Regions from separate parts of the Homo sapiens genome. Here region 1 is linked to region 2. Evidence: chromatin contacts called from ENCODE Hi-C or POLR2A ChIA-PET data. All regions are on one chromosome and are shown on one strand. The core of a region is the stretch at or near the end of the contact, and the rest is flanking DNA. Distances in the headings are between cores, read along the strand shown.

What was found. A loop is a pair of places that touch in the nucleus more often than their neighbours do. ChIA-PET counts read pairs that join two places held with the same protein, here RNA polymerase II (POLR2A).
Region 1: a loop to region 2 is called in a map of posterior cingulate gyrus, with 4 times the contacts of the local background. The contact joins two enhancer-like sites. A Hi-C loop is called at or near these places in 2 of 168 maps with a recorded cell type or tissue (Caco-2 and posterior cingulate gyrus) and 1 of 37 single-sample maps with no recorded cell type. POLR2A ChIA-PET finds 5 or more read pairs at or near these places in 3 of 52 experiments (A673, activated naive CD4-positive, alpha-beta T cell and naive thymus-derived CD4-positive, alpha-beta T cell).

The regions. Positions count from the first base shown.
Region 1 is chr14:91,786,228-91,791,320 of GRCh38, reverse strand. TC2N (tandem C2 domains, nuclear) reads left to right here. Exons shown (of 12, transcript NM_001128596.3): 10 at 3,694-3,808. Among named protein-coding and RNA genes, the nearest start is that of CATSPERB, 57 kb to the right of the region's middle. Within about 2 kb of position 1,845, at least 2 of the 41 ENCODE cell types and tissues checked have a DNase peak (open chromatin) inside an H3K27ac peak, as active enhancers do.
Region 2 is chr14:91,754,196-91,759,290 of GRCh38, reverse strand. No RefSeq gene overlaps it. Among named protein-coding and RNA genes, the nearest start is that of CATSPERB, 25 kb to the right of the region's middle. Within about 2 kb of position 3,555, at least 7 of the 41 ENCODE cell types and tissues checked have a DNase peak (open chromatin) inside an H3K27ac peak, as active enhancers do.

The DNA of each region.
Region 1 (5,093 bases), core at 596-3,095, 34 kb before region 2:
ATCTGGGAGCTTTAAAAAAATGCCCATACATAAACTAAAAAAAATTAGAATTTTGGGGGATATGGGGCAGAAACATGTATCTACCCTTCCCTTCCCTTCCCTCCCCTCCCCTCTTCTCCCCTCCCCTCCCCTCCCCTCCCCTCCTTTCCCTTCCCTTCCCTTCCCCTCCCTTCCCTTCCCCTTTTTTTTGAGGAAGACAGAAAGCTCTGTAGCCCAGCATGGAGTATGGTACGCAATCACAGCTCACTACCTCCTCCATCTCCCCGACCAAGCAATCCTCCCATGTCAGCCTCCTGAGTAGCTAGGACTACAGGCACACCACCATGCCCAGCTAATTTTTTAAATTTTTAGTAGAGATAAGGGGTCTTGCTATATTGCCCTTTCTGGTATCAAACTCCTCAGTTCAAACAGTCCTCCTGCCTCGGCCTCCCAAATTTGCTGGGATTGCAGGCATGAGCCACTGCGCCCAGCCTTGCCTATTATTCTTTATCTCAACCCCCAATGTGCTGTTCTGTAACTATGACAGGAGTTTGTCACTGGCATTTTTGACACTAGCTTAGTAGGTAGTAATCTGCAGCCATAGTTTACAGAAGGCACAAATAGACTATTCAAATAGATAATTCATATATTAAAACTTTAAAAACAGAGTATATAAGAAGAGAACTCAGGGATTTTCTGGGGAATTAAGATATTATTATCTGCGTTGGAAAATATGAATGAATAATTATGGCTAAATTTCTACTAAATCATATTTCATGTATCAGAGATTTTATAAATATTTGTGTATTTTCTGAATGCCAGGTGCTAGGGTTATAGATTGATAACCTGAAAGAAGAGTGTTTGGGCTATGCTGGACCAGTGAGTTTATGTTAATAAGTGTGAATGTTTCATATTATTGGCTAAAGCAATAATAGTATGCTTTGTTTTAATGTGTTGAAGAGGAAAATAAATATTCTAATAGTGATGTCTAAAGAGCCGTACTTTCCCATCCACACTGACAACTGTTTCACCATGAACAGCACAACTTTCGGGTTTTTACTCAATAAAGAGTCCTTGACCTTGACAAATAGTAATGTAAATAATTACTTCACATCTCAAATTTCGGTATTGAATAATGTGGAAGAAATACGTTTTCCTGAAGAAATAGCTAGCATTTACAGAGATTTATCTTACGGCTGCCTCAATGCTACGTGATCTAATGATCTAATTATCACCGTGTTGTTCTTTATCCGTTTTGTGGAGATCAGGGGAACACTTGCCTGAGGTTATACAGCCAGTAGTTGGGGAGTCAGGATTTGAATGGAGGCAGTCTGATTCCAAACCCAGCTCTTTTAACTCTACCATGTATTGCCCCGCTAAGAAGATATTCTCAAACATCACCAGATCGTGATGTTCTCTAATGATGCTCAGCATTTCATTTCAACCCTTCCAGGAAGGCTAACAATGTTTTCTTTTCTGAATAAAAGGATACATTATTCAGGAGCAGTTTTGTGCTTATTAAATGCAGGCAATACATAACTGCTAATTGATTGGAATTTTAATTTTTTGGTTATTATGAGATTTAAATAGTTTAAATCTTTGAATAGTTTTTCATGATCTGAATTAATGTCCTGGAACATGAATTGAATTTGTGAAATAACCTTGGCAAGTAGGAAATGGTAAGCCTATTGCCAAATGCTGCTCTGTTTTTTTTTTTTGTTTTTTGTTTTTGAGATGGAGTCTCTCTCTGTCGCCCAGGCTGGAGTGCAGTGGTGCAATCTCGGCTCACTGCAAGCTCCGCCTCCTGGGTTCACTCCATTCTCCTGCCTCAGCCTCCTAAGTAGCTGGGACTACAGGTATCAGCCACCACGGGTGGCTAATTTTTTCTTTTTCTTCTTCTTTTTTTTTTTTTAGTAGAGACAGGGTTTCACCGTGTTAGCCAGGGTGGTCTCGATCTGACCTCGTGATCCGCCTGCCTCGGCCTCCCAAAGTGCTGGGATTACATGCGTGAGCCACCGCACCTGGCCAATAGTTTAACTCTTTGAACAGTTTTTCATGATCTGAATTAATGTCCTGGAACATGAATTGAATTTGTGAAATAACCTTGGCAAGTGGGAAATGGTAAGCCTATTGCCAAATGCTGCTCTGTTTTATGAGAGTGAACTCTACAATTGTGTAACAATAAGAGACGTTTTGCCACCTTTACGTGTTTTCATAAGTGTTATTACATTGTGGGTACAAAACTGTAATAAAAAATAATAAAAAAATTTAACCATGATTTCCCTTGTGTTTTATAAACAGTATGACTCTATCTTTTAAAATATATTTTTTAAATGCCAAGGACAGCAATTTTTTTTCAATCAGCAAAGGTTTTTTTTTTATGGCTACCAAATTAGTTCATGTGAAAAGTTGTTAGTTCATTCTCATTCTGATTACAGTCAAAAGCAATAAATTAACTTATTTATTAGAAGTCAGCATTTGTTGCCAAATAACAAGTTTTATCATCAATTTAGACCTTTTCAAGGGGAAATTAAATTCCAACAGTTGAGTTTGTACTTGTTAAGCAATTCACTTTTCCTTTTCTATCTCTTCATTTCTTATGGCATGACTGGTTTGAAATACAGAATCATATTTTAAGAAAACACCAAGCTTCTGTCAATGTTATGTATATGGAGAGGTTGGAGTTTTTGTTGTTTTTTTGTTGTTGTTGTTTTTCCCAATGAGCTATGAGCCAGTTATTGGGGAATACTGAGCAATGTCAAATATAAATGTCTTCATCAAGTGTCATTCAGTTGTTCTGTAACTTTATTGGAATCAGTACTAACAAAGACTTTGTGTCTGTCTATGCTGAGCCCTAGTATGATCTGTGAACATTATGTTCCTACTTTATTCCTATTCTTACTCTTTTCAACATGTAAACAATAGTGTTTTTGTGTTTGGACAACCATTCTCCCTTTTATTTTTCAGTCCAAGGACCTTGGAATCCACCTAAGTAGTCTGGCTTGTGTTGTATTTCACAGACAAATAACCAACTTTCTTCTGCTGTTGGTCAGCAGTACTGAAGAACACATTTTAATTTTTCCTCTTCTCTAAGTCTCCTTCATTTTGCCGTTTGCCTCAGGTTTTCTTTGACCTTTTCCTTATTATTTACTGCCTCATCACTTTGACTAGCTTCCTTCTTGCCAGCTTTCTTTAGCTTGCTTCCATTCAGCATAGTAATTCACTCTTAATCCACAGATCTGTTTATTGCTGTCTTCTGATTGTGGTAGCACCTACTCTGATCTCCATAATTAGAAAATAATGATGATTTTCATATGTAACTTTTTAATCATATTTCGTGTGTTCTCTAAAAATAATTTGACTACATTTAGTTGTTTTGAAAGTGTATTCCTTTTGTGTTAATTTCACTGGCATTTTCTTCAGTGATACTGCTTATTAATTTAATTTGCTTTTAATTTGAATTGGCTCTAGGTGTCACAGATTTTGAAGTTTCAGTACATAGATATAACCTGTATTTTCAGAAACCATGCAAATGAGTACTTTAAAGAATTCATGATATTTATCTTCATAACTTTGTCTTGTAACTTATAGTTTTGAATATCATTTGAAAGGAATACTTTCAAAATTTCTAACCTTAGCTTTTTATCTTTTAATTTTTGAATTGTTTCAAAAACTTTATTCTTAACTACCAAATGACACTTTTTTGATATGCAGGTTTGCCATGCAGAACTTGAATTGGGGACTTGTTTTCAAGCAGTAAATAGCAGAATTCAGTTACAAATTCTTGAGGCACGGTACCTTCCAAGCTCATCAACACCTCTGACTTTGAGTAAGTATATCAGTGGTTCAAAGTAGAATCTTCAGAAAGTATTAGTAATAGAAAGTATTTTTTTTACATTTCTTACAATGGAGATTAAAATCTTAGTAACTTTTATTATTTAACTTATTTACTTTAAATTTAAAATTATAAGATTTCAAATTTTAGCCATTGTGTCTACCTTAATACAGTGGTCTCTTGAGTGTTATCCAGTTATGACCTCTCTGCCTTTGATACTGTTTTTTATTTAGCTCATCAGTTCATACAGGTTGAATGTCTAGAGGATTTTCAGTTATATTTTACCACCTGAAATGATTTATCCTCTCTCTAGGTCTGTGCCCTTTGTGGAATGCCCTGCTAACTAGAAACTTAATTGTAAAAAATATATATATCAAAAACAAACCTAGAAACACTTTTCTCTCCCTGTGTTTTGTCTACAACCAGGAGTTGTGATACTTTGGTTGTCTAGTCCCAGAGATTTGAGTGGGCAGAAGTGCCCCTTTTCCCTACTAAAAGAAGGGAACTGTATGGGGGCAGGCAAAAGCAATGCATGTTCACCGTAACTAGAAAGACTAAAAATAAATGAAACTGAGCATTCAATTCAAGAAGCTAGAAAAACAACAAACCCAAAGAAATTAGAGTAAGGTATTAAAGCTAAAGTTGAAGGTGACAGATATGGAGACAACCACAAAAGGCATAATCAATAAAACTAAAAGCTGCTTCTTTGAAAGAATCATTAAAATAGACACATCTATAGAAGGTGAGATCAAGTGAAAAAATAGAGAAAACATGAATGATATTCTGAGCAATGAAGAGGATATAATTTCAAATTCAGAAGAGATTCTATCATGTATAAAGCAATACCATATATAGCTATACCGATTTATTTGGGTATCTATGTAAAATAAATGACTTTCTGAGAAATTCAGCAGTTGAAAGTAGAATCTTAAGAAGAGGAAGAAAATCCGAATAAAAGAATAAGCATGAAAAGGTAGTTAAAGAACTGCCTCTAATAAAAGCACTAGACCAAGGTAATTGTACTGGGAGATTCTACCAAATTTTCAAGGAACATGTAATTTCTGTTGTATATAAGCTGTTCCAAAGCATGAAAAGAAGATGGAAAAAGTAATTTTGTGAGGTCAGCATATTCTTGATACTAAAACAGAATGGATAGCACACACAAAAAGTAATTATAGACTAATGTCACCTGTGTAGATAGATGGAGAATCCTAAAAGAAAAATGAGCAAATAAAACCTAACTTGGAATAAATCATCAGAACTATATATAATTAATTCT
Region 2 (5,095 bases), core at 2,306-4,805:
CAGGCTGCTGCTTGCCTTATTTTTCAGAGTATCCAAAGTTTCTTTCACTTTTATGTTGAACTCCCGTGTTCTTTCTTGGATAAAATTTCACAGTATGAATCTCTACACATTATTTTGCCTTTTCCAAATGCATGAGGCAAGCTGGCAAAGCCACTATTCTGCTATGTTGGGGAGAAAAACAGAAATGGTTGTCTTAATAGATACATGCTTTAAAATTAATCTAAGCTAGATGTAGTTTTCAATGAACTAATGTATATTGAGTGTCTATTATATATGGAATCCAGAGAAGACTGTTTCTTTGTATTTTTTTTTGTTTTATAGTACTATGATTCATTTGAAACCTATTATCAGCCTTATGACCATACCAAGTTGTGCCAGTCATTTAAAATTTTTAGTTTTTCATTATTCAACATACATTGATATACAGCCTTACATGCATGTCTATGAGAAAGTGGTAGGAGAAAGCTCTCAGCTGATTTTTGTGCAACTGAATGACCATTAATGCTTGGCAATCTTCCCAACTGAATCTGACTCAAGTAGAAATAGTTAACATTAATCAAAAGAGATTAATTACCTGCCACCAGTCTTTTGAAACAGTCTGTCCTGAGAAAAAGAGAATTCGATGATATGTAAATCCATGTTCTTTGGGAATGCTTATTTCTCCTTTTCTTGGGATACAGAAGAAGAGACAGACTCAGATACAAACCTCAATACCTGAAATCATTAGCTTTGGTCTTGGTGGGATCAAAACCAAAAAATAAAAGCTATTAATATGTGATTGAATACACAAACACACGTGCGTGCACACACACACACACACATTTATTATAAGGAATTGGCATATGTGATTATGGCAACTGGGAAGTCCAAGAATCTGCAATGTGGTCTGGCAGGCTCAAGACCCAAGAGAGCTGATGGTGCAGTTCCAGTCTCACAGAAGTCTGCTGGAGAATTTCCTCTGGCTTGGAGAAGGTGGTCTTTTCATTCTACTCAGGTCTTCTATTGATTGGATAAAGTGCACATACATCATGGAGGGCAATCTTCTTTACTCAGAGGACATCAGTGTCAATGTTATTCCCATCCAGAAACACCTTCCAAGTTGACACATAAAATTAACAATACACTTTTCCTCATCTCACCCAAATTTAGGTTAAGAGTTCTGGATACCTGAATTAATATTGCCATTGGAATGCCACTTTTACTTTTGGAGAAAAATTAGAAATAACATTTTATAAAATTAAAAAACTGTAGGCTAGGCACACTGGTTTACACCTATAATCCCAGCACTTTTGGAGGCCAAGGCAGGAGGATCCCTTGAGCCCAGGAGTTCAAGTCTAGCCTGGGCAACATAAGGAGATCCTGTCTCTACAAAAAAAAAAAAACAAAAAAACTGTAGCTAGGCATGGTGGCATGTGCTTGTAGTCTCAGATACTCAGAAGGCTGAGGTAGGAGGATCCCTTGAGCCCAGGAGTTCAAGGCTGCAGTGAGCTGTGATTATACCATGGCACTCCAGCATGGGTGACAGAGCAAGACTTTATCTCAAAAAGAAAAAAAAATACTGTGTTTCTGGTTTGCAATTATACTGAGTATTCCAGATATGAAGTGACCAGCTCATAGCACTTGCAACAAGATTATTCTCTTCTGTAGTCTGGTTGCTATATTTCTAATAATGTGACTCAAGATTTCATTCATTTTACCTCTGGACTTATCACTCTTTGAACTTTACGGTTTATCACTAGGTCTTTTTCTCTAAATGAGCTATTGTTAGGCCAGTTTTCTTCTTCCTCTTGCAATCCTGTTTTTCAGTGGTTGATGGCATTTAACCTAACGTGGATTTTCACATAACAATTGCTATTTTAAAATGTTATTAGTTACTTAACCCATATGATTTATCTTAGAACCACAGAACCTCAGAGCTAAAATGAACATTTTATAATAACAAACCGGGTCCAAAATAAATGACTTACATAGATTTATAAGGTAATTAATGACAGAGCTGAGTCAAGGATTCATGTTTCTTGATGCCTAGTTTAGTAGTCTTTGATGCAACAGACATCAAGTACATATTATATCTAGAAGTAATGTATTAAAGATAATCTTTTGGCTTAAATCATTTTAGAATGTGTAACATCCTTGTAATACAAGTCATTACCCATTTCAACTAGAGAAGAAGATATATAGAAATATCAAATGTTAACAAGGTAATAGGCCATTGCTTTTGTGTAATTCAAAATTTGATAATGATTTTGTTCTTTGCCCTAGTTATTGATAAAATTCTTAAAGTGAACATTGCCCTACTGCCTATTTCTAGGTGCTGTTCCCTTTAATAAGTATATTTTGAACATCATTTGTTTAACCCTGTTTTAACCAATTAGAAATCTATCTACTTGAATTATGTTCATTCTCTTCCCTATGTATTCTTTTTGAGTAACAAAATGAGATTATTTTAATATGACTAGAAAGGAAATATATCTTAATATGAGGGTGTACAAACTTTTGTTGTCTTAAATAAAGATTGACATGTCAAATCTGTAAAGAATAAAAGTAGACCTCATTTTTAGGTTTATTATTTTTTAAATACCACAAATGACAGTAAAGTTGCCTTCATTTAAATTGGTACCTTCAGTTACCCACCACCCCCAACCACTTCAATAGTTAAATGCATCTTACTTAAACATATTGGAAAATTTGGAGTAGAATCTTAATTAATGTTAATTTCATGTCTTTGATGATATACAATGTCCCTGCAAGATTAAAACATGATAATGGGAGTAACAAAAAATCACTGTTATTTAGTTTTTTAAATTTTGCATTTAGTGACTTTGAACAGTACAAATCAACTTAAAATGTATGCTTTGCTACTGACTATAACACTGACAATTGTATCATCAAGAGCAAATACTCAGCTTTGAGACCTTGGATCTAAAAAGCTAAAACTCTGCATTTCTGTTAAACATGTATTGATCTGGCAGTTGACAGCAGGTTGTCAAAGTGCCTTATGGTGGAAGTTGTAATAGATGATATCTACGTCCTCCTCTAATGAGTGAGTCTACCAAAGACCATGGAGAGGAAAATGTGCCTCTTATTGCCTGACTCCTGATGAATAAGACTTCAGTGAAGTGCAGAAAACAGGCCTCTGCTAGGTCTATCCATGACAGGCAAGTTACCCAAATGAAAACCTTGGGCTCTGTCTCAGCTGTCACCCTAACTTTCAAGTGACAGCAGCTAGCCTTTCAAAGTTCTAAGCACCTTTGAAGAGTTTCTGATAACACATTTAAAAGTATTATCACAGATGAAAGAGAATTCATTATGTCAGACCTACCTCAAAAGTTTTAAGTTTGTTCTTAAGTCCTTTCAGAGAAATTAACAATCCAGGAATAAATCTTTTAATTTACCCTACCTATTGTGGTTACTAGTACAAGGCACCTTTCTGATAATGAAACAGAAATCCTTTCATTCCTGGAATTTCCTGTTGGGAGTGTAGAGTTTTCTGAGCAATATGTAACGTTGGTTAGTTACGCAATATGTTGGATTTTACTGCCAGCTTTGTTTAAAAAGGGTGTGAGAGGCTTTGACCAACAGGAATGTGAAGTCAAAGTTAAGTATGGCATCATCTTACCACCTGTCACATGAATAAACCCGGATTCATAAGCAAATATGTTATACATTTAAGTGTTTTTATTAACTCAGATAAGCTAACTATAAAATAGTTTTATCTTTACCTGTATATAATTTGGAGAAACTATCTTTTTCCCTCCAGGAAAATGTTAGTGGAGAAAAATTGGTCCCCAAAGTTGCATACAAAAGTTATTAAACATGTGAGGGAGGTTGTCTTCAGTGATTGCAGGGGAGATGGATGGATCTGGAGATATGCTCATAATATATTTAAATCCCAGTACATGGGTGAGAGTCAAGTCTTCAGCACTATGGCAAACCTGCTAAGATTCAGGCCCCTGCTCTCTCCTCTGTCTCTAGCTACTTGGATAGGTGCTTAGTTCTCCCACATAACATTTCAAGATCTGTTTAGAATAACCCCTCCCAATCTTATGCAGAAAAGCATCCATATGCTGTTTTTAAGGATATAGAGACTATGTTGTAGTCTCCTTCAATAATACATTACCTATTTTTAATAACTTTAAGCCTCAGAAATTTCTTAGGTTAATATCTAATCTAATTTTCTCTGTAAGGCAGTTCTCAACCTTAGCACTATTGACATTCTGGGCTGGATAATCCTTTGCTGGTGGGGAGCAGGGGGGACTTGCCTGTGCATTATGAGATAGATGTTTGGCAGCATGCCTGGGCTCTACTCACTAGATGCCAGTAGCACCCTGCTCCCGGTTATGATTGCCAAAAATGTCTCCAAACATTGTCACATGTTCCATAGGGGTCAAAATTGCCCCTGTTTGAGAACCACTGCTCTAAGACAGCATAGAATGTTAGATAACTGTCCAGTTTTTATTTTCTCTTTTCCACTTGGCTGTGATTTACTTGAGATCTCACTTAAGAGGTGAGACTGGAACCTGGGTTTCCTAACTTCACTGTTAGTTTTTTTCCTAACACACCATGCTTTCTTGGTTTAAGATGCTCTGATACCCTACTTATGGGCTTGTCCAGCTATGAGTTCTGTTACAGTATAGCTAACCATTTAGTAACCTACTCCACATTATGCACATAAAATCTGTAGTTCTCCTTAATATCCACTTGTACATATTGTTTTGGCTTGTTTCTCCCAGAAGCAATCCTGAAATGGGAATTTGTGTAAAAGCGGCTTATTAGGAGGTGTTCTCAGGAAAAATTGGTAGAGGAGTGGGGAAGTGGCCAGGGAAGAGAAGGAAACAAAACAATGGTACAATGTCAGGCAAACTTCCAAGCAAGTAATTTTAGCTCAGTCCCCCTGGAGAGCCCTGGAGACAGTGTAGATCATATCTCAGAACTGTTCCAATCAGGTACAAGAGAAAAAAACTACAGTGTGCATACTTCCCTGCCCATCAGTCATTGTTTGAGGTGGAGTTTCTTAGCCTTGATACTATTGACATTTTGGGGGTAATTCTTTGGTTTTTTTTGTTTTTGTTTTTGTTTTTGTTTTTGTTTTTTG